3 separate regions of the Mus musculus genome follow, and all the other regions are linked to region 2. The links are chromatin loops, found by intact Hi-C in ENCODE. Cell type or tissue: heart. All regions are shown on one strand.

Region 1 (8,000 bases), 200 kb before region 2:
GGGTGGATGGCGAGTTAGAAGACAGGCGACCTAGACAATCATGACTGTTTCAAAAAAATAAAAACCAAAGCTTTTATAAACTCTTAATTAGATTTAGATATTTCATTGTATGCATGCAGGTGTTTTGTTGGCATATATGTTTATTCAAAATGCCTAGTGCCTGTGGAGATGAGAAGAGGATATCAGGTGCGTGGAACTAGAATTATAGTGAGGCACAAGACTCACTGCCAGGCAGGAATTTTTCAGAGCACCCCTCAATTGGTTTTTTTCTCATGTTTCCTTGAGATTAAACTCAGTTTTGTCAAAAAACAAAAACCAACCTATACAAGTAACATGACCTTCTTAGGACTGGCTAAGTGCAGGTCCGTGTGTGTGTGTGTGTGTGTGTGTGTGTGTGTGTGAAAGCAACAAGCCTTTTAACTGCTAAACCCTGTAAGCCTCAGTTTAATTCACTGTTTCTAGTTGGGTTCAGTGTAGCTCCTTGCAATTCATCATAAAATTATGTCACTTGGAAGCCATAAGCAGCTAGCCTTGGACCCTCGCTTGTTCTCAGCTGAGGGGCTGGTGTGAGTAGGCTCCTTCAACATCTGCTCTCCCAGTTATTTTGGGATTGGCTCTGATTTTTTAAATATCACATCCATCCTGCTTCATGTACTCACAGCCTTTGAGGAATTGATGTTTCTTTCTTCTTGTCTGTGTAGTAACACCTTTTGAAATGTCAGAATCTCCTACCATCACATGGTGGCACATTAATCCTGTTGTACTAGCATGTTTACTATTCCTCGCTGGGGCTCCAGTGTAGTCTCACAAAGTTGATGTTGAGTGTAGGCTACTCTGCTTCACATTCTAAATCCTCCTCTCCTGAGCAAATGTTTCCAGTGCACAACATGAAAGTCAAACCCTAATTGGATTTGCTGTTGAGCCCAACTTCACTCTCACAAGTTGCTTGCTCGTGTTCTCTGAGCCCTTGATGAGGAAGGCTCCCTTGATTTATAGTACCTTCTTTACATTGCTTTGGGTTTTTATTATTTGTTGTTTAGATACAACATGTGTAAAAAAAATTAAATTATTCACAGAATTCCAAGGATATATAGGGTAGAACCAAAGCCTCACCTTCCCCAGGCAGGTTGTCTCTTCTGAGGGGCGGCCTGTCCCAGTCATCAAAGAGGATTGCACACTTTCCCGTCACCTTTTTATGCGGAGTCCTTTGTTTCTGCTTTGTGCTAAGCACACAGGTGTTTGTATATGCTATCACTTGCCCTCTTTTGATAAGGATGTGGTCTAGACCAACCTCACCCTGTTCTTGTGGATTGCAGTTGTGCTGCTGTTGTCAAGCCTTGGGTAGTTTGTCACTGTGTCACCTGGTTGTGCTGCTTGCTTGTATTGCTGCTTTGTGGCAGGGTCTCATGTAGCTCTGACCTTGCTCCTCCTCCTTTGCCTTTCATTATGTGAGTGTCATAAATTACTGAGCCTTGCCCATATTGGCAAGTGGCATTCATACATTACGTCCAGTATTGTGCCGCAGACAACAGTTACAATTCTGGGCATCTGTGAAATATTCTTCAGCTCCTTTACACACATGTGGCTGTGTAGGAATAATTCCTGGAAGTGGGATTAGTTTTGTGTTAATAGCTAATGCCAACATTGATCTGTTAGGGGTTTTACTGCTGTGTATGCCTTCCAGCAGTGTGGTATCTGGTCACGGCCCATCAGTACACGAATGCTTTACAAGTCTTTCTGTATTTGATTCTATTCCAAACCCAAGTTGCTCTTGTAACCTCTATGTGTGGTGCTGCCTTAGGACTGCTACAGCTTTAAGTCACTTCATGTGGGATGTTTTCTCATAAGTGTGTCTTAGTGGCTTCCCGGGACATCTGGTAGGACTGGACTGCCTTATAGTTTGAACTCATTTAGGGGGAGGGAGCAGTCACGGTGATACTGATTCTTCTCGAGGAGAGAATACATCTTTCCTTTCAAAAAATTCTGCCCCTCGGGTGTGTTTTAGTTGTTCTTCATCTAGAATAACTTCCTCATCACTTTTTAATATTGAGTCCTTTTTTTTTTTTGAAATTTTCCCACTGTGTGATCCAGGTCTACACTAGACTCAGAATTCCCCTCCTCAGTTCCTAAGTGCTGGGATTGTAAACACCAGCCATCATTCCTTATAAACTTCATATATTTTTATATAATATTTGTATCTTTTGATGTTGCCATTATAAGTGTGAAGTTTTTCTTTTCATTACATCTAATTTTTCATGTTAGAAGGCTGTTGAATTTTGGTCGTTCGTTTGTTCTTCTTTCTTTCTTTCTTTCTTTCTTTCTTTCTTTCTTTCTTTCTTTCTTTCTTTCTTTCTTTCGAATCTAGCGTCATGGTATGTAATCCTGGTGTGCTTGGGCATCCATGGGGTAGAATGAATTGCTCTCCTGCTCGATGCACTAGGTTGTTATTGTTGTTTTTGAGACAGGGTCTTGCTACGTAGTCCTGGCTGGTCTGGAACTCAGTGTAGTGACCACAGTGGCCTCAAAATAACAGACAACCTTTCTCTGCCTTTCATGTTCTGTGTTTAAAGATGCGCTCCACCGTGCCTGACTGGCTATTGTTTTTTGTTGATTTTGTTTTGTTTTGTGTATGTTTTGTTTGCATGTATGCTTGTGCATCACATATGTGCATTGTCATGGAAGCCAGAAGAGAGTGTTGGATCCCCTGAAACTAGAGTTGTAGACAGTTGTGAGCCATCATGAGATGCTAGGAACTGAATCTGGTCCAATGGAAGAGCAGCCAGTGCTCTTAACCTCCAAGTTATCTCTCCAGCCACAGTTGGCTATTGATTTTTATATTTTTATATTTTATATTCAGCTACTTGATTGAAATGCCTTATTGATTCTATTATAGTTTCCCCCATCTAAGATAAAATAACATCATATCCTTGTGATTATAATTTTGTCTTCCAATTTCCAGTTTTTCATCCTGTTTGATTGAATGGGCAGGACTGTTGGGACCATAGTTTCATCATCGGTGTAGTGGCCATTCTCATCTCCTCTCTTTCTTCCATAGAAAAGCTTCGGAAGGTTTTAGCTAACAACCCATAAATTTTATCTATCTCAGTCTGAACTCCATCTGTCCTCATGGGATTTACTTTCTAATTCTTTTTAAAAACATTATCTCATAGAGCTTGCCTCAAACTAAAAACCTTCTGACTCTCCTACCTCAGCCTGTACCTGCCCGTCTACTCATTGGCATTTCTTTTTCTGTCAACAGCGCAGTGATGGACCGTATGCTTTGGTCCTAGTGCCCACCAGAGAGGTAAGCAGCATGCCTGTAGGGTGAAGTTTGTGTGCACTGTAGGTGATGACCTGTTTGTTGACTGGAAGCACTTTCGCTACTTCCTTCCCTGCAGACAAATCACTGCACCTGCTTTTCTTAACATGCCTTCTTAGGAACTATCCTGCTGACTTTTGTTAAGTGCTCTTTGAAAATCATAGGCTAGGTACGAGAAAACATTTCTTCATTGTCTAATAAAACACTAATAATACTTAGATTGCTAGTCCTTCAAAATGAATTAGAAGAATTGCATTTTTATGCTTCAAGTATTTTAAAGAAAGTGACTGAAAACGTTTGGATCTAAAAATGAACCTTGTTGTTAAATGAAGCTATGTTGTTAAATTGAAACTCTTCTTCATGCAAGTAAAATAGAAATTGCTTCTGTCAGATCTGGGTGATGCTTCCTCAAAGAACTTTCAGGAAAATGGAGATTTCCAGATAGCTTTGCTTTCTTTCTTTGTTTCTGACTTGTTTTAAGATTTATTTTTATTTTATGTGTTTGAGTGTTTTGCCTATGTGTCTGTCTGCGAACCATGTGTGTACACTGTCCATGGAGACAGGAAGAGGGGGTCAGACTCCTGGGATTGAAGCTAGAAACAGTTGTGAGCGTCCATGTGAGTGCTGGGAACCGAACCTGTGTCCTCTACAAGAACAGACAGTGTTCTTGACTGCTGAGCTCTGTCCAGCCCCTCTGGTCAGCGTTTCATACAGTCTGTTCTCTCCACCCTGTCTCTGTTTTGTCCAGGGAGGAGCACACGCAGGGAGGCACATTGAAATGTTTACAGCAGCAAACCTGTCACTTCCCTAGAATGTTAAAGATTGTAGGCACAGCACGTAACCATGGACGCAATTCTGTAGGGCTGTTTTGATGGTGTTTAGTGGTTGCCACCTAGATTAATTTCACTATTCCTATATCCACTGGGCTTTGTTTTGTAAACTTAGGAGTGACCATGTGCATCTTAGGACACAGCCAAGTTCCCCAAGTGTCTGTCAGGCCACTGTTATATTTTTCCTTTAATGCCCATTGCTCTTCTTTCTGTGGAGAGCTAAGACCAGGTTGACTTAGTTTCATTTTCTTCCAGCCTTATACTGGACTTCTCTGGGTGACACTTTAGGAATCTGAGCCAGCAGAGGGAGCACAGACCACTACTTTTTGTATGTCTAACCCTCATTTCCTAAGCTGACAAATTCCAAACCAGTTTAAGAAGGTATTTTCAGGGGAGATTCTCTATGTAGGATTTCCTGTCCTAAGCCTTGCGGTCCAGGGTTGCACCCTGATCCGTTCAGATGGTCTTTTCTTTAAAAATGTCAAAGGAAGCAAGGGACCCTGCTCACTGTCTCCATCTTCTTCATACTTACAGTTGGCTCTGCAAAGCTTTGACACTGTTCAGAAGCTACTTAAGGTAAGACAAGCCGTGTGCCAGTGCTGCCCTCTTGGCTGACGTTGTGAGGGGAAGAGCCATGTCTGTGTTGTTAGGAAAGTGGGAGTGGTTCTCGTCTCCTCTTCTCAGTGTGCTTCTGGTCTCCCCAAGAGCACTTGGTAGGTTTCACTAGCAGGCCTTTTGGGTTTTTTGAGACAGGGTTTCTCTATGTAGTCTTTGCTGTCCTGGAAGTCATTATGTAGAGCAGGCTATCCTGGAACTCTTCTCTCTGCTTCTGTCTCCTGAGTACCGGGATTAAAGGCATTTGCCACCGCTGCAAGGTAATAACTCTTGCTGGTAGTTGCTAGCGGTTAACTGTTAGTGTTAGCTCACCCTGATTCGTAGTAAGCCATGTGCAGTGACTTGAATGTGCAGCCCTCGGGAAACCAGTGGAAAGCATCAAGAACTTTTAAGGGGTCGGGGGGGTTGGAAGAGAAGATAGCAGAGCCAAAGTTCAGCACCTACAAAGGTTGACCAGGGATTTATTTTTCCTTTCTGTGGCCTAGCAGTGAGTGGGAAGTGTGTTGCTTAGGTTTTTATCCCCAACCCTACCTGCAAGGCAGTGAACTTAACTGAAATAATTTTTATTTGGATACCATGAGGAAAAACATGGGAGCTAGTAGCTACTTGGATCGGTTTACAAGCTCACATTTGTCTTGTCCTGTTGTGTAGCTCTGATCTCGACTGCAGTAATAACTGTAGGCGGTGCTTCGGAGCCACCTGATTGCATCTGCACAGAAACTCCCCACATACTGGAGACACTTAGTGTTCCCTGCTGTAGATTGGCTTTTGCTAGGAACTTAGGATCAGCTCTGCTTCGAGGGAAGTGGCTTTATGTTGATTGTGGTCTGGTATTTTTATATAGCCATTCACCTGGATTGTTCCTGGAGTGTTGATGGGTGGAGAGAAGAGGAAATCGGAAAAAGCTAGGTAGGAGGAAGTCGGTTTGTTTATTTACTCTTGGAATCTGCCTTGTCTTGTCCAGTAATACTTGGTTCTTCAACATGTGAGAGAGCCTCCTCTGCTACTATGCCTCTTGGTCTCCACATATAGAGACAGACCAGGTCAGCAGTCACCTCTAGACAGTGCTTTTTGTCACAGATTCCTTTCATGTGGTTAGTGACTGTACTGTGACTTGCTAAACCCACCCACTGGGTGCCCCACAGGCCTCTTGTTTGGTACACACCCCCTCATGTGACTCCTTTTAGTGTATATTGGGAGTTTGTGGTATTGCTGTTTAGATGTTTAAAACCAAGGCAGCACTTGGGAGGAGTTTCAAGCCTAGCCTTAGCTATATACTGAGTTCAAGACTAGCCTGGACTACATAAGACACTGTATTCAAAATCAATAACAGCAACAACAAAACAGGATGATAAATTCCTTATGTTTAGCAAGTTCTTAGTGCATTGATTTCCAACTCTGCATTAGAGCTTGTCATTAAAAATTGTCAGACGGGTAGGTAAATGGCACTTCAGTGGTGACACAGTTCTTTGAGTCATCTGCAACTTGAGAGTGAATGTAAAGCTTATCACTTAAAAACATTGGCCAGGTTAAATTCAGCTGTAACAGCAGCAGTAGGTCCAGGTCCAGGTCCCACTCCTGCATTTTTTTGTGTCCCTGTGGAGGCTTCCCCTTGCAAGGATACCTCATAGCTTAGGGTTGTTGTGGGAACTTCAGCCACTGCACTATAATTTCTTAATAGAAGTGACAAGAATTGTCTTAGATCCTCCATGCAGAGGTGCATGTGTGATTATACATACTTTATTCCATTGCCAGAGCATAGGCATGTTGCCCCACTTGAATGAAAACAGGAGAACCTATCCCAGTAAAATTGTGTTCTATCTCCCTCTATAGAATAATGGGACTATGGTTGTTTGGAAAATAAGAAAGTTAATGATTTTTTTTTTTTTGAGGGCCTGAAGAATATGCTAGTTTGGAGGGGCTCATGTGGCATATACTCACATTGACACATATACATAAAAATTATAGTATGTAGAAATCTTTTAAAAAGTAAATCTTTTGCCAGGCAGTAGAGATGCATGCCTTTAATCCCAGTACTCAGAAGGCAGAGGCAGATAGATCTCTGTGAGTTTGTGGCCAGCCTGGTCTACAGAGGGAGTTTCAGGACAGCCAAGGCTACACAAAAAAAACCTATCTTGGGGTAGGAATTGATATTTAAAAAGAAGAAAGGGAATGGCTAGATGTCCATCTATGCAGAATGTTCTAATGAATCTGTGAATCACATAGAAAGCATTGGGTTATATGCTTAACTCCTTCCAAAGTAAGGGTTATGGTTCCGTATATCTTTACATCTTAGCAGTTCTATACGCAAAACAGTGAAGTCTCACCTCTTTGTCCTTTTGATTTGAGGCTGTGGCAGTTGTGCTGGACAAAAAATGACTGTCTCCTTTGGATGTTTCTTGTGGTTTTTGTTGCTATGCTGTTTGACATACTTTCTTTTATGATATATGATTTAAACAGACTCCGAAAAGGCATAAATATCCTTATCTCCACTCCTGGCCGTCTAGTGGATCATATAAAATCCACAAAGAACCTTCACTTTAACCGAATACGGTGGCTGATTGTGGATGAAGCAGACAGGTGAGCTTAGTCTAGGAAGCAGGGAAAGTGGAAAGGGGACTGTTTGTCCTGCCATCTCCAGGACAGACCTGTGGCCTGGTAGTATCAGATTTCCTCTTTGCACCGGGCAAAGTCCTTCTCTTAAACTTTCAGGATCTTGGATTTGGGTTTTGAGAAGGACATCACAGTGATTCTGAATGCTGTCAATGCTGAGTGTCAGAAACGGCAGAATGTCCTCCTGTCAGCGACACTCACAGAAGGTGAGTTGAGAAGTAGCTGTGGACTGAGGCAGTGGGTGCCCCTCTTAGGGAGAAGGAACAGCTTTTCCCCACTGTCTGCATACCCAGGGGGTCCTGTGAACCCCCGTAGTCTGGCACACACACTAGGATGCATGAAAGGCCTACAGCCAGCACTTGCCGTGGCTTTGCCCTCTCCTTAGCATTTTAGCATTAGTTTTAATGTGGTCGTCACAGTTTTCATTAAGAGTCCACGTTCTGACTCCTCTACCATAGCAAGAGATTCTTAATTGTTTTGCAGGTGGCTTAAAAACCAGGCTTAGAAAACAGAAGTACTTCACCAGTTCTACCAGGGCTTCCCTGGCCATGCGTGGTTTAGTTGATTATCTAGACCACAGTAAGGTAACACGAGTTCCGTGCCATTTGTGTGACTTTTAAAGT
Region 2 (8,000 bases):
CGAGCGACCACAGCCATATTCTCTTTGGCAGACAAACCACACACAGTCTTTTCCCACCATGTAATGAAAACATGGGTATCTTTGTGCAACCGGCTTTGGACGGTCTGCCTTCTTAATGCCCATCTCTGTCTCTGTGCTTATGCCCGCCAGCATTAATATTTATTAGAGGCGTTAGGCTATTAGTGGGCATGGTGCGCCTGCCTGGCTTTGTAGAGCATCCAATTTGAACACACTTGCTCTGGATAAACACTTCCCCGTGCTGGTAATGATAACTCAGCGCAGCCCCGAGTCTTATGAACTAGAACTTGAGTTGAAGTGAACAGCCCCTAATGCTCAGAATCTCCGCAGGGGTGGCACATCTTTCCACAGAGGGCTGGCTTCTCCAGGCTCCTCACCCATGACATGGACCGACCTCAGGCTCCCTGTCCCCAAAACTGAATGTTCTAGGCTTGTAGTTCACTGAAAAACTCAAGAGGAGGTGACCTGTTACATTGCTTGACTTATTTTGTATGTGTGCCTGTGTTTTGTCACGTGTGTGTACCTGTTTGTATCTCTGTGTGCCTCTATGCCTGTATGTATGATTCTATGTGTACCTTCGTATCTATGTGTGTATCTCATCTCTCCAGCTAAACTCTAAGTAAAGTCCCTGTGGGCAGGGGCTGAGTTTTGAACCTGTTTCTATGCCCCCCCCCCCCGGCCCAGCTTAGGATGGCTCTAGGCATCTAATAAACACTTAAGAAGTTAGTTCTTGACTCTTGTCAAGTCCTAAGAAAGTATTGATCACTTCTGCAGGGATGCTGACTGAGAGGATGCTGGGATCTGATTCGTTTGTAAACACTTCCGACTGCCTGTTATATGGCATGTGACAAACCTGGGTGGCCCTTGATTAATTAGTCATGGCTTGTGGCCAAAATAACATGAGATTGTAAGTCAGGAGACCAGATACCAGGACACATGAGCACCCCAGGATGAGTGCCTTGCCCTGGCTGAAGGCCTACCTAAGCCTCCCAAAAGGAGATACATTTGATGTCAGCAAACTTCCTACTAGCCTCAAATGCTTGATTCTATGACTTTATTTTACAAATGTACGATCTTCTTATTTGTGACATAAACCCCCACAGGAACAAAAAAACAAAGTCGGTAATAAATTATGAAAAAAATCAGGTGCCCTGATCATTTGTACGTTCCGAGGGTGCTGGATTCAGTCAATCCCACCCCTGTACTGCAGCCTGCCTCTCTGGGGCGACAGAAGACTCAAAGCTGTCAGTGGAGCAAACTGTGCCGTCTCTCCCCGTAATTGTATTGACAGGATATCAGCCAAGTTGCTGCGGCGGGAAGGGTATGCTCTGACAGGTTTTGTGAGGGAGCCTCGAAGGCTATTGTGGCAGGATTCTATGTTGAGTCTCAGGATTCTAGGGAAATGAGAAGCTGGGTTCTTTCTCAATTTAATTTTAGGCTTCCCAGAGAGTTTCGCGGAAGGAAAGCTGGCTGGCTGCACAGCACTTGACAATGGAGAAGCCCTTGCCAATGAAAACTATTTACATTATTTTTTGTGGTTGCATAAAACACCATCTTGACTCAATTAATTGCCATTAAATCAGCAGTTGGCTTGGGTTTCAGGACGAGACCAGCTGCTGAGTGTTTATAGATAAAACACCTGCTAGCAAACCTGAGGTTTCTCCTTTTCCTCTGGTTGCCGTGGCTTCATGAAGTCATGGTTTTGAATAACTGATGCAGATACAGTCTGGTAAATTCCACGGGTAGAAAATACTGGGGTTAGGTTTCTTCAGCCAGTGTCTCTGTATTTGAAGTAGAAAATGAAAGAGGAAGAAGAAGAGGAGGAGGGAGAGGAGGAAGAGGGGGAGGAAGGGGAAGAAGAGGAGGGGGGAGGGAGAAGAAACAAACAATCATGGGACCTATCCATGAGGAGAGTCAATATTTCTAGGGTGATGGATTCCTCTCATAGAGATGTACTTCTTTAGGCCCAGGAACAGACAAGGCTAAAATACACCTCAGTTCCCAGTATTTCCCCAAAGACACTCAGACCCAAGAGCACCCACATGATGAGGAAGCTATTCACCCCAACAGTGGGGCCAGCAAAACTGGCACCCCCTTAAAGGAACCTATAAATCAAACTCAATCAAAATGACAGAACTGTATACATATTTTTTGATGTTCTAAACCCCTAACTACTTGTAATATTTCCATTTTCTTTAAGTCTCCCCCACCCCGTGTTTCAGAATTCAATTTGTTTTTTCACATAGAGAAAGTTGTGCTGGGCTTTTAGGCGTGGCTTTTAAGCCAGCTCTGTCAGAAACTGGCGTCAAAGCCTTGCAGACATTTCCCCATGCACTGGTTTATAAGGAGTATCTGCAACAGGGAGAAGCTGGCTTCTTTTTCACATTCTCTCTCTGGCAACTTTTATACAGGCTGAGTTTTGACGGAAGATCTTACAGGAAGGGGTAAATACTGAATGCGGACATCATCATCCTAACAGTTAGCTGAGTTTCAAACACCAAAAACAATTGGAGGAAAAGACTGCCCCCTGGTGCCACTTGTACCAGAGTGTCCCAAGCCCTGTCACCAAAGCGCATCAGGATGTGGCCCCTGCCATTGGTCACCAGGGACCAGGACAGCCTGAAAACAGAACCCCACTGGTGGAGCAATCATCACTCATATTTTTAAAAACATGATCATTCTAAACTCCAGCTCTAGAAACAAGGATGGAATTCCTCCTGGAGGCTGTTAAGTTAGCGCCACCTACAGGCCAAATGCTGCCCTTGATTAACCAGGGAGAAGGCAAAGGGGAAGGGGGGCGGCATTCACATATTGTATTTACACACATTGTAGTTTATACACCTACATACAAATGCTAAACATATAGTGAGCAATATATAACACATGTGTGGCCTATATATATACAAGTGCATGCAGTTATATATGTGCCACCTGGAGTGAACGTTACACAAGAATTCACTGTGGAAGTGACTCTATAATGCCCTTCCTCTCATATAAGGAGCTGCACACTAGTGACACCTGATTAAAGCAATGTTGGACTTGATGCACCAGGGCAGGGAGATACGGAGGGGGGACTGCCCTCTCAGAGGGGAGGGGAAGAGAGAGGAACTCTTCGAGGGAGGACAGGGGTCGGGAGAGGGCAGCATTTGGGAGATAGATAGATAGATAGATAGATAGATAAAAGCACTGTTGGAATTTTATCAGGACACCCATTGATAGGCACTGATAGGCCTTGATTTCCTCCTTGGCCTAAGGCAGTGAATTCCAACTCTCTGTCCCAGGTACCTGCTAAGATCAGGAATCCAAGAAGTAAGCAAAACTTGTTCCACTGTGGAAACATCTCAGAGGGGCCAGTGCTAAGGATGCTGCTTCATGGGTTCCCTGTATCTAGCTTCTGTCCTCCTGGGAGCATTAATTAGCCCAGAAAGGTCTAACAATATAGGTCTGCCTATAGTCAAAGAACCCATCAGCATGCCCATACCTCTATGGAACCTGGAAACCGAGGTCAATTTTTAGAAGCACACTGCCCTCTAGCGGCACAAGATAAATTTGCGCCACTAAACTTCAACTTTACTTTTTCGGTCTCCCGGCGCCTAAAGAGGCAGAGCCACGGCCACGTGTAGGTTTTTTTTGGGTTTTGTTTTTGTTTTTGTTTTTCGAGACAGGGTTTTTCTATAGCCCTGGCTGTCCTGGAGCTCACTTTGTAGACCAGGCTGGTATCGAACTCAAAAATCCGCCTGCCTCTGCCTCCCAAGTGCTGGGATTAAAGGCGTGCCCCACCACGCCCGGCCCAAGTGTAGTTTTTAGCCAGACAGGAAAACAGACAAAAGTGCGGAGGACCAGCACCGAAAGGGAAAGTGATCTGTCTATAAACGCTGCTCCCACGCAAGTGCCAGCCACGCCTCCTAGAGGGCTTTGAATCTCACACCCCCAGCACACTTAAGATGGTGTTGTGATACTTTCCCGACAGTCAGTCCCAGAGCACCTGCTGCATAGTAGACCAGAGGTGCTGGGGAAGATGGATCTTGGGTGGCAAGGGCATGGATGGGTGCCTGAGACCTGTCTGTCACCCTGTGGGTACGAGCCCGGTAGAGATTGCCCTATCCATAGTCTTTCCCAGTAGTGGGGAAAGACCCCGCTAACGTGTGCCACTTGAGGACACTGAGGTTCCTGGACTGGCTACGACTGCAGAGGGTCCAGGAGGCCTGTTTCACCCAGAGCAAGTTTCCTACACTGCGCCCAAACCCTGGGCCCCGGGTCCCGAGAGTTCAGCAGCTGGAACCCATCGGCGGCGTCGGTGCCCGCGGAGGGGATGATCGTGCCCAGGCGCTCACCTTGACGATGAGCGGGTTCTGAAACATGGAGTCACGCACGACCCCCAGCCTTTCGTTCTCCATGCCCGTACGGATGTCGACCACCGTCAGCGGCCGTCGGGGCGGCGGGCAGATCTGGCTGACCGTGCGATGCACGGGCTGCTTCTTCTTTTTCCATGCCGTGAGGTCTTTCCCGGGTTTCGCCGGATCAGGCATCCCAGGGGCCTCCGGGATTAGACCTTGGCTGCAAAGCCCACAGAGTTCTGCGCTGTCTGAGGACTCCAGCCCCGAGCGAGCGCGCGCTCCGGGCTGCACCACGGGGACCCTGGGGTGCACCTCGCGGCAAGGCAGGCTCCGGAGCAGAGCGCGCCCACCTGCGGAGCCTCTGTCCAAAGCTTAAACCCCGCCAGTTCTTCGGAGTGATTTGGGCACCTCGCAGCAGACTGAGAGAGGGAAGAGTGTCTACACTACCCCTTTCGGAAAAATGGAACGTCCCGTCTCCTTGGTGACAAGACGCCAACAGCTCAAGAGCTTCCGGTTTTCTTTCTAGAAATTCTTAGCAACCACAGAGACCTTTTAGACCTGTCTCAAATCAACATAGAAAAACCCAAGAATCAAATCTAGGTTGTGTTAAAAGAGAAGAGGTTTTAGAGGATCACTTATCCTTGGCTTCCACCCTCTAACTACCCTACTCTAGTTACAGTTCCCTCCCAAGGGAATCTTTTCTTCTTCTTCTTCTTCTTCTTCCTTCTTCTTCTTCTTCTTCTTCTTCTTCTTCTTCTTCTTCTTCTTCTTCTTCTTCTTCTTCTTCTTCCTTCTTCTTCTTCTTCTTCTTCTTCTTCTTCTTCTTCTTCTCCTCCTCCTCCTCCTCCTCCTCCTCCTTCTCCTTCTTCTTCTTTTCTTCTTCTTTTCTCCTTTTCTTCTTCTTTTCTTCTTTTCTTCTTCTTTTCTCCTTCTTTTCTTCTTCTTTTCTCCTTTTTTCTTCTTCTCTTCTTTTCTCCTTCTTTTCTTCTTCTTCTCTTCTTCTTTTCTTCTTCTTTTCTCCTTCTTTTCTTCTCTTCTTCTTTTCTCCTTCTTTTCTTCTTCTCTTCTTCTTCTCTTCCTCCTCCTCCTCCTCTTCTTTCTCCTCCTCCTTCTCCTCCTCCTTCTTCTTCCTTCCTTTCTTCTTCTTCTTTTCTCCTTCTTTTCTTCTTCTCTTCTTCTTCTCTTCCTCCTCCTCCTCCTCTTCTTTCTCCTCCTCCTTCTCCTCCTCCTTCTTCTTCCTTCCTTTCTTCTTCTTCTTCTTCTTCTTCTTCTTCTTCTTCTTCTTCCTCCTCCTCCTTCTTCCTTCTTCCTTCTTCTTCTTCTTCTTCTTCTTCTTCTTCTTCTTCTTCTCTCTCTCTCTCTCTCTCTCTCTCTCTCTCTCTCTGGGATATGGTACTAACACAGTCGTACTGCAATAGAAATATGCATTCTTAGGCTTGAGGTCAATGCTAATTCAGTGGGTGGTCCCAAGCCAGTTTCCCTGTTGGACACTTCCTCCCACCTCGAAAGAAAAAAAAAATATGGATTAGATCAATAGTGTCTGACTCTGGAATCAAATGGAGGGAAACTGAAAAAGATCATCAGGTTTGGTTCACTGAGTAAGAATATCTGAAAATAAGGCCGGGGAGATGGCTCGGGGTGTGAAGGCACCTGCCTCTAAGCCTGACAACCCAGTTTGTTTCTCAGGACCCATATGGTGAAAAGAGATCCCACCCATTCCAAGTTGTCCCCCGAATTGCACGAGAATGCTGTGGCACACATGAACACACACACATACCAAATAAACAAATATAAAGACCCAGTTGGAAATGGCATCTGAGATTATCCTTAAGGATCTATTAACCTACAACACAATTTTTTTTTAATTAAAAAAAATTCAATCCTACCAGAAAGTCAAAAATTGGGGGGGGGGCAGGGGGACAAGAAAAATGGTTCAGGACTGAGGAAGACTTGCTGTTCTTGCCAAGGACCTGGGTTCAATTCCCAGTACCCAGTTAATGCATCACAACCATCAGTAATCCTGGCCTCCAAGAGGCACCAGGTGCATACATGCCATACAAAGATATACGAAAGAAAATACTCATATGCATGTCATTTTAACTGAATACAGTGGATTCAATAAAAACCTGAGGATGTTGCCCATATTTACAATCCTTTGGATGGTTCTAAAGGCATACAGTCCATTGTGGCAGGCAGGCATGGTGGCTGGAAAAGTTTGCTGACACCTCACATCCTGAACTCCCCAATCATGCAGGATGAAGGGAGGGAGGGGACAGGAGGGAGAGGGAAAGAACACTGGGAATAGCAGGAGGCTTTTAAACCCCAGTGAGTGGCCTACTTCATCTAGGCCTACACCTCTAGACCTCTCCAAACATCATCACCAACTGGAAGGCAAGTGTTTAAATAGGTGAGGCTATTCTCATTCAAACTGCTGGAAACCCTAAAGACTTCACCCTGCATAAAGGGCATTTTCTTTTGAGGGTATTTTTCTTAAAACATTTAATAATTTTGTGCATGTGTATAATGAGCTTTGTTCATATCTTTTCCTTCTCCCTCTCCCCAATTGCTGAACTCCCTCTTCTTGTCAGCAAGTCCCTCTTCCACTTTCAGATCTTATTTTGTGCCCCACTGAATTCAATTAGGGTTGCTGACCTAAGCATGGGTGGGGGTGACTGACACTAAGGCATAAAGTCCTCCTGGTCCCCAACAACCATTAACTGTCAAGGGCACTTTCGGACAGGGCCAGGTCCTCACTATGTCTACTGATTATGAGAGCTATGTAGCCCTAACTGGCTTGGAACTCACAGTGTAAGCCAAACTGGCCTGGAACTCAGAGATCCATTTGCCTCTGATGCCTGAGTGCCCCACTAAACAAACGTGTGTGTAATGATGCTTTGAGTGTCCAGAGCTCCTTTATAAAAACTTTTTAAAGACTTCTTTATGTGTATGAGTATTTTGCCTGCACATGTGTTTATGTACCTATGTCTTGTCTGAAGCCTGCAGAAGTCAGAAGAGGTTGTTGGATCCCATGGAACTGGAGTTATGGATGGTTGTGAGCTACCATGTGGGTGCTGGGTCCCCTGCAAGGGCAAACAAGTGTTCTTGTTTTTCTTCTTCTTAGATTTATTTATTATTATAAATAAGTGCACTGTGGCTGTCTTCAGACGCACCAGAAGAGGGCATCAGATCTCATTATGGATGGTTGTGAGCCACTATGTGGTTGCTGAAATTTGAACACAGGACCTTCAGAAGAGCAGTCAGTACTCTTACCTGCTGAACCATCTTGCCAGCCCCAAACAAGTGTTCTTAACCAATAAGCTGTCTCTCCTGCTCCATGTCCATGGATTTTAATGTGGTACAGTAATGATGTCTATTATGCAGACATATGAAAAATAAGAATTCTTTTTAGAGGCTCAATGGTTATTGGTTGCTCTTCCAGAGGACCTGGGTTCAATTCCCAGTACCCACATGGCAGCTCACAACAACTGTCTATAGCTCCAATTCCAGGGGATCTGACACCTTCACAAACACACATGCAGGCAAAACACCAATGCACATTAAATTTATAAAATTTTGAAAAAGAAAGAATTCTTTCTGTGAAATGCTTTATTTTATTGTACTCATATGGGTTTTGGCCTACAGGAA
Region 3 (8,000 bases), 78 kb before region 2:
ACCTGGGTCTCTACCGCTTGCTTGCTTGCTTTCTTTCTTGCTTTCTTGCTTTCTTTCTTTCTTTCTTTCTTTCTTTCTTTCTTTCTTTCTTTCTTTCTTTCTTTCTTTCTTTCTTCCTTCCTTCCTTCCTTCCTTCCTTCCTTTCTTTCTCTTTCTTTATTTGTTATTGTTGTTGTTGTTTTTCGAGGCAGGGTTTCTCTGTGTAGCCCTGGCTGTCCTGGAACTCACTCTGTAGACCAGGCTGGCCTTGAACTCAGAAATCCACCTACCTCTGCCTCCCAAGTGCTGGGATTAAAGGCGTGCACCACCACGCCCGGCTTGAGTCTCTCTACCTCTTATACAACACAAATACTTCATGCTCATTAAAATTTGGGTCAAAGAGCTATTTAGAGATGAAGTCACATCAAGTTTTATATTATGTGAGAGATTCGGATATGGAACCCACAGAGATTAAGCAGTGGACACCGGGCGTGGGAGCAGAGAATTCGGTGCTGTTTGGAGCTTTTGAGCTCTAAGGGAGGTTATGGTTTGAATGCATATCCAAGATTCCTGTGTTGAACACTTGATTATCTAGGGGTTGGAGAGATGGCTTAGTGGTTAAGAGAACTGGCTGCTCTTCCAAAGGACCCAGGTTCAATCCCCAGCACCCACACGGTGGCTCACACCGTCTTTACATCCATTTCCAGGGTCTCACACTCTCACACAGACACACATTTGGACAAAACACCAATGAACATAAATTTTAAAAGAAGCAAAGAAAAAGGAAACTTGATTCCCAAACCCACAGGATGATGGTATGTGAAGGTGGGTTACTAGGGTCAGATGGGGTCATAAGGTAACCTGACCCCAGAGGTGACCCCAGAGATAGCATCAGGGGCTTTCAAGGAAACAAGAGCCCACGTGGGCAGCCCTTAGCCCCAGGGTCTGGCAGATGGCCCTTGACACATGCACCTCTGGGCACTGGGTGGGGATGAGGCAGAGTCTGTGTGTTCATTCAGCCTAGGAGGTAAGTTGCAAAGTCCCAACACATTTTCAGGGACCCATGAAATGCTTTTTAAATTTCTTTTAAAATCAGCCTGTAATCTATCTATCCTCAGAACCAGGAAATACTATCACAGGCTTACGCAAATGGAAGAAACGGTTGATGAAGGCAGGGGTGTCTGGTGCCCACAGAAGCCTTCCTATAGGCTTGAGAAAGAGGCCACCACCCCTCATTCTTTCAATGCATGCCAGCCCACTTCATCAGACTGGATCAGAGGTCTCCTGGCGTCTGCTGACACTGGGGAGAGAATACGAAGTGTCCAGAGAGAAGGCAGAAGTGGAAGATGGCTGAGCCCATCAAGTGCCTGCCTCGGAAGAGCTGGGACCCAAATTTGAGCTCGAGAGCTCATGGGAAAGAGCTGAGCGTGGGGCTTCCACTCAACCCGGCTCTGGGGAAGTGGAGAGGCAGATCCTCAGGGCTTCACGGCCAGCCAGTTTAGTCTCCTGGGCTAGTCAGAGGCTCTGCCTCAAGAAAACGAGGTAGATGGAGCCTGAGGAACTGAGTCTTTGGCCTCCACATGTACGCTGTCGGCCACCCAAACACGCACTTACACACAGGCAGAGGTGCCTGCGTTGCAGGTGGGCGATTCCGACTCTCCAGCCAGGGCAGAACCAAGGAATGTGCAGTTCTCCAAGGCACATCACACTCAGCGCTTCCCTGCAGAGAACTCTTGCCTGCTGGCCATCTGTCTCTCCCAGAAACTGAGGAGGGCTGGGCAGTCCCACACCCAACCTCCCGCCTTATGCTTTGGCTTTCTGGTGTACAACTGGAAAGGCGGTGACCAGGCCCTAGCAGGGCTCTGGGAGCTAATTGGATGGGAGACCTCTGGGCTCACAAATTACTTCCTAATTGTTTGTGGGTCTAACATAAAAGCTAACAGCAGACTGGGCGGCTCTGTCACTCAACAGCCCTGACCTTTAGACTGTCTGGGGGGTCATTTGGAACTTGTTAACATCAGTCTTCAGAATTATCCCATTAGCAGTTCCCAGCACGGGTGCCCGCCCCCAGCGTGACAGTGGCTGAAGTGGGAAGGGAGATGGCTGAATACATTCTCCAGAGGGCCGGGAAATTCACCATGGAGGCTCCTAGCACCTGGGAACAAGAAGAGAAGCCACTGATCCCGCGTCCAGGAAGGGCGAGGGCAGTATAAAGAGCGGTGTGCAGGGAAGTTGCCTCCTTGTGTTACAGGGGAGCTGAGCCCATGAGGCCGCAGCAGCCCCCGAGATGGTGTGCAGAGCAGGGGGAAGCCAGCAGCTGGAAGGCTGGTCCTCAGCCCACTTTGTGCTGGCTCCAGCTCTCCCTGAAGCCTAACACTGGGAAAACCTGAAGCAGAGCTGGTGGCACAGGATGGGGCGGGGAAGCCCCTGGAGGAAGCAGCCAGCCTTGTTAGCGCTGACCTTGGCACCCAGCAGTTCCTGATGGATGGGGCTCGGCCTGGACAGGCCCCATGGGAGCTGCATCACGATCCATTACAGGCCCCCTGTTCCCCATACTGCAAGCAGCAGGCTGGGAATAAATCTCTGTCTGGGCAGCCAGAGAGCCAAAGGGGAAATAGCAAAGTATGAAAAATGCCTCTATCCCAGCTCTAGCTACAAAGCCCATGAGGAATGAGAGTAGAGAGTACCCCAAAGAGGCAGGAGCCCCACGTGCAACCTTATCTCAGGCCACTGCTCAGCGTGGGCCCCATTCAACTTGAGTCCCTGGAGATCCAGATTCACGGAAGCCTGCAGCCCTGAGGAGAGAGACCCCTACCCCTGATGGGGCAGCTGACAGAGTCAGATGCTAGCCAGAGCCGCCACCTCTGGGATTCCCTTCAGCTTCTGTGAGGACCCTGAGTGGGCCCTCACTCTTCCACTAGGTGGCCTGTGACCTTTCATGAGAGAACAGAAGTTTTCCATGTTTGTTTCCAGTGCTCACTTACAGGAGCTGCCTAGAGTATCAGTCACTTTGCTCCTGGGAAAGCTGGGACCTCAGAGCGAGCATCGGGGTCGTGCTGAGAACTGGTAAGATGTTGTTCCAAGCACTTCTGGGATCAGACAACTGCACCAAGCCACAATTGTCACCAAAATAACAGTTCAGGAGAGGAGCAACATTTTCTCCTAGGGTCTTGCTCTGCCTGCTGGAAAAGCCTGTGTGTACAGACAGTTGCCACGGAGGGAGGCTTGGTTTAACCCTGGCACTACCCCCAACTAACTGGCTCTGCACCCAGAGGCTCCGTTTCTCCAGTGATAGAGCAGAGAAGTTGGTTCCCATTCTTTAGACTGATGGGCAGTTAATGAGATAGTGTGTCGGCTGCTCACTGCAGCACCCAGGGGTCATGGAGGGAAGACAATGCAAATATCATCCAGGAGTGTGGCCTCCAGACTCAGTGACCCTTGTGGGGGGTCTCTGAATCCCCTCCATTGTCTTTGTCATGGCTTCAGGGAGTTCAGTTGAGGCCAGATGTGGTGTCTCCTTCGCACCTCTTCCCAATCAGCGTGAGGATCCCATCCTTGTCACTTTCTCTCTGTCCCACACGCTGTCCTGGCAGCTCTGCGCTGGCTACTGTCCAGCTAGGGGACCTTCTCCTAAATGCACACATAGTCTCTCCTCTTCCTCTTCCTCCTTTTCCTATTCCTTCTCCTCTTCTTCCTCCTCCTCCTCTTTCTCTCCCTTCCCTTTCTCCATGTCCCCTCTCTCTTTCTCACTCTTTCTTTTCTTTTCTTTTCTTTTCTTTCTTCCTTCCTTCCTTCCTTCCTTCCTTCCTTCCTTCCTTCCTTCCTTTTTCTGGGAGACAGGGTCTCATGTAGCCCAGGCTGGCTTTGAACTCCTTACGTAGCTGATGATGATCTTGGACATCTCAGTATCACCACCATGCCTGCTTTCCCCCAGTGTTAGGGATTACCCATCTCGGGGTTCTGTAGATGTCAGGCAAGCTACCAACTGAACCAGGATCCCAGCTCGGCCGGGCATTGTTTTTAACTTGATGCTCCAGGTATGACTGAGCAGCAGGCAGATCATCAGCCTTGTTTTCTTCATTTCTACCTATCAACACAGCCAAGAGATGGAGTTAGTGCATGAGGCAGCACCATGCTAGCCACTCGCACACTAGCACATCAGCAGAGAGGCCATGGTGGAGCCCGAGAGCAGTGAACAGTACCTGCCTTCTCCGAGTCTTGGGTAGATTCTGCTTTCAGTCACTGTCAGGAAGCCTGAAACAAACCTAGACAGTGTTTTCTTTCCAATAAAACTTAGCCAAAACCAAAGTGTGTCAGGCAGACACTAAGGCTCTGATGACATTCTTGTGTTGGGGATGGAACCCCAAATGTCACAATAGGCCAGGGCTCCCCAGCCTAACAATGGCAGTGCTTGATGACGCTGACATTGACTTCGTCTTCTGAGGCCTGAGCAGCCAGAAGGGAAAACTGGCCTGCAGTTGAGGTGCAGTTTACTGTGTGTGTGAGGCTTGCTGGATGCAACCCACAACTGCACGCTCCGCATAGCTAGCTCCTGCTTGCGTCTTCCCCAGATCTCCTGGCTCCCCCTTGTGGTCAGCCAGGACCCTCGTCAAGCCTTAGGGCCCTGCTGACTGCAGCTGAGCCCTTCTGGGACTTTGGGTGTCTGGCTTGGATTTTGGTATTGGCTTCAGCAGAAACAAAATAAGACAGTGTGATTGATGGGTCCACTGTAAACTTGATAAATAAATCAGCTTGGCAGAGAGATTCCCGCGGCCTGTCAGGCCAGCAGCATTCATTTAACTGCCGATGAAGCGTCCTCTTCCATTCTGCGCTCTTGTCTCCTCCGGCTGCTGATGGCTGAGGACAGGAAGCACAGCACCAGCAGAAAGCCAGAGGTAGCAAGTAGTCCCTGCTGTCATTTCCCCTCCATCCCAAAGTTTTCAGCTCCCTGACCTGCCTGCCCAGATCAAACTAATGGGATGAGCGAGACCTCTGAGAAGAGAGCATTGCTACGGGGCCGATACTTGGATCTCAGTGTGGCCACTCTGCCATCTTTACTGAGGGCCTCTCTTCAGTTAAGAGCCTAGAGTTAGACCTGGAGAAACAGAGATGTACAAAAGCCTGGTGTGGCTGTATGGAGAAGCCTCAGGATGTCCCCTCCCAGAGTCTGAGTCTGTTGGCAGTAACTCACAAAGGAGAGGAACAAGAGGAAGGGAAAGGAAACGGCACGCAGTGGCGTGGCCCCTAGCCCATGATGGAACTGGAAGGTGGGGAGCCTTTGTCTTTGGTCTTTTGGTCACACAGAATTATGCCCCTGAAAGGGAATGGAAAGGCCTTGGAGCCTCGTGTTCTCACTCCCTCCCTCCGTCCCTCCGTCCCTCCCTCCCTCCCTCCCTCCCGGCCATCCTGAGGAGTATCACTTCCCATGCTCCTCTCAGCACAATGAGCTAACCCTACACAGCACAGAGCATCCGTGTCACCTGCCTATGGACCAGGGACCTCTGCAACTCTCAGCTCCCCCAAACCTTCTCCCCCTCCTAAGCTGATTCGCAGGTGATATGTGATCCTGGAATGGGGGCGAGGAACCTCACTGAGTTCCTTCATGTTCAGATGAAGTTCTAAGAACTTTGAAGAAATCCAACCTGCTGTCCTGACTCCAGGGAAAACTCCAGTATCATCCCAAGCCATGTCACCATCTGCTAGTGCTTCTGTCCCTGTCACCCGGTTCAGGCTACACCAATTCAAACTCCACTGCAGAGAAGCCCCAGGCAAGTTAGTTGGCTATTCTGACCCTCTGTCTTCTCTCTGAAAACATGAAAATATAAAGGTTCTAAAGGGGCCCGCACACTCGCGCACATTCATGCATGCACACACACGCCCATTCGTGCATGCACACACACATACAAATAAACTCACACAAAGACACACACAGACACTGACATACATACTCACATACACACACACAGACACATACATACAGACAGACACACACACACAACACACACAAACACAGACAAACAGATAGACACACACACACAAACATAGACAGACAGACAGATACACAAAGACAGACAGACAGACACACAAACACTGGAACTGTCCTGTCATTTCATGAGGATGCAGACGAGGGTTTCCAACAAGGAAGAGTGACAGTGACAGACAGGTGTACGAAGAGCTCATCTGGCCTGTGATCGGGGCACCCTTTGCTCGATGAGGGGTGGACACCCACTGGTGACTGTTGCTGAGTGTGGCATAGGCTCTCAGGCATGGTGCTGGGAGAACCTCAGCTGCCTGGACTTCACCAGCTCCCTGCTCTGGCTAATCCCTGGCTACATATCTCTGACTTGCTGTTAGTGAGAACACAGGACCAATTAGCAGCATGAACAATTAAGATATGCAAGGGCATGGGCACCCCCCTCCCCCAGAAGCCCTTGTTAAAATGCATCAATAATTAAGCTCGCCTTTAATAGCTCCATTTCTGGCCTCCAGACATGTCTCTGTATAGGCCTCAGGTTACAGCATGCGCTGAGATCTGTGTTGTGGCTTTCTGTACTGGTGATGAGGCTGGACAACTCCCCCCCTGACTGTAATGCTCGCACGAGAGAGTGAGGCAAAGCTGGGGGATCCCAATGTTTCACAGCTGTCTGACGGCAGAGATGACATCTTCCCAGCTGAGGCCACACCCTATACAAACCCTCCTCACATTCCTCCCTGAAATAAGGCTTGATCCTCCCTCTCAGGCCTACATCAGGCTGACCCTGCTGCAGAAGAGAAAGGCAGGGGCTAGCTGTGTGCATGCGAAACGGCTTGGATGTCCAAGTGGTCAGGGCATCATTGATCCAGGAAAAGCCCAGACAGGACCATAGTGATCTAAGAGATTAGGAATAGACATGATAGAACAGCTGTGATGTCATCCTTGGCTCCATAGCAAGTTCTAGGCCAGCCTGGGGCACATGCAGTGTTGTCTCAAAAAATTATAAGGCGCCTGTTGGCCTCCAGCAGTAGATGTACACTCTGATACCAGGACACACAGACAGACCCGAAAGGCCAGTCTTGCGAGGATAGGTTCACGGAGAACATGGATTCTGCACGAAGCACAGCCAGTGGATGGCGACACCGCTGTCCAGGCTTCTGATTTGTCTAGAAGCACAGGGAGTCCAGGCTCTATATGCAGCCCCTCCCTCTTTCTTTTGAATGGAGCAACCCATTCAAACCCATTCAGACTTTTAAAAATCTGTGTGTGTGTGTGTGTGTGTGTGTGTGTGTGTGTCTGTGTGTGTCTGTGTGTGTGTGTGTGTGTGTGTGTGTATGTGTGTGTGTGTCTGTGTGTCTGTGTCTGTGTGTGTCTGGGGGGGTGGCGGGGGGAGAGAGGTGGGTACCTATCTGAAGACCTGAGGTGTTGGGCATCACCTTCTACCTCATGCCCAGAGTGCCTCAGCACCCTCCCACCTCCGCTTCCCATGGCTCGGTGGGAGTGCTTCGGGTACAGGTGTTGGTTCAGTTTTACATGGGATCCGGGGATCCAAATCCAGGTCTTTACTCTTGCATAACAAATACTCTGCCCACTGAGCCATCTCCCTAGCCCTCTCTCCTTCTTAAAAATTATTACACAGAACAAGGGAACCTCTCTGTCTTGTCCCCTGTTCCACCTCTGCTCACGACCATGGGTCATGTGGCCTGCTCTCTGTCTGTCTCCTGTCCTTCTTCTACTCGTGACCGTGAGTCATATGGCCCTGTCTTCCAGATACCCCCTCAGAGCTCTGCTTCTGGGCTCCAAGGCTTGTGTCTGCCTCACAAGGCACCTCTCCTGCTTAGAAGTAGAAACCTCACCACCAAAAAAGTGACTGAGGGAATCCAAAGTCAGGTGCATGAGCCTAAGCTAGTGGGATGTCTGGCAAAGAGGGGTGCACCCGTGGGGGGACATGTAAAGGGGGGCAGCCAGCATTCAGTCTTTGCACTCTCCAGGAATTCTGCTGCTTGCCGTGGTTCAGCCCACGTGACTTGTGTGCCTCTAGGTTGCG

The links. Peaks named below come from ENCODE experiments on the same cell type or tissue, not always from the same donor. Only the 100,000 strongest peaks of a DNase experiment are listed, where the experiment ranks them.
Region 1: a loop joins it to region 2, with 2.7 times the contacts of the local background. A loop is called at or near these places in 7 of 42 quality-filtered maps.
Region 3: a loop joins it to region 2, with 6 times the contacts of the local background. A loop is called at or near these places in 13 of 42 quality-filtered maps.

What each region holds. Positions count from the first base shown.
Region 1 is chr2:28,851,512-28,859,511 of GRCm38, forward strand. Ddx31 (DEAD/H box helicase 31) reads left to right here. Exons shown (of 20, transcript NM_001033294.3): 7 at 3,260-3,304; 8 at 4,684-4,725; 9 at 5,609-5,673; 10 at 7,225-7,344; 11 at 7,477-7,583. Among named protein-coding and RNA genes, the nearest start is that of Ddx31, 15 kb to the left of the region's middle. In heart, a CTCF peak has its summit at 4,441 (motif pointing right); no DNase peak of the experiment used is centred here.
Region 2 is chr2:29,050,462-29,058,461 of GRCm38, forward strand. It overlaps Cfap77 (cilia and flagella associated protein 77), which reads right to left and starts at 4,605. Exons shown (of 6, transcript NM_001166705.1): 1 at 4,353-4,605. The coding sequence starts at 4,547. In heart, CTCF peaks have their summits at 2,734 (motif pointing left) and 3,561 (motif pointing left); DNase peaks (open chromatin) are centred at 2,670, 3,780, 3,990 and 4,640; H3K4me3 peaks cover 1,415 bases; H3K27ac peaks cover 702 bases; H3K27me3 peaks cover 2,270 bases.
Region 3 is chr2:28,972,285-28,980,284 of GRCm38, forward strand. All of the region lies in intron 3 of Cfap77 (cilia and flagella associated protein 77), which reads right to left. Among named protein-coding and RNA genes, the nearest start is that of Barhl1, 60 kb to the left of the region's middle. In heart, a CTCF peak has its summit at 4,572 (motif pointing left); a DNase peak (open chromatin) is centred at 4,517; H3K27ac peaks cover 317 bases; H3K27me3 peaks cover 4,817 bases.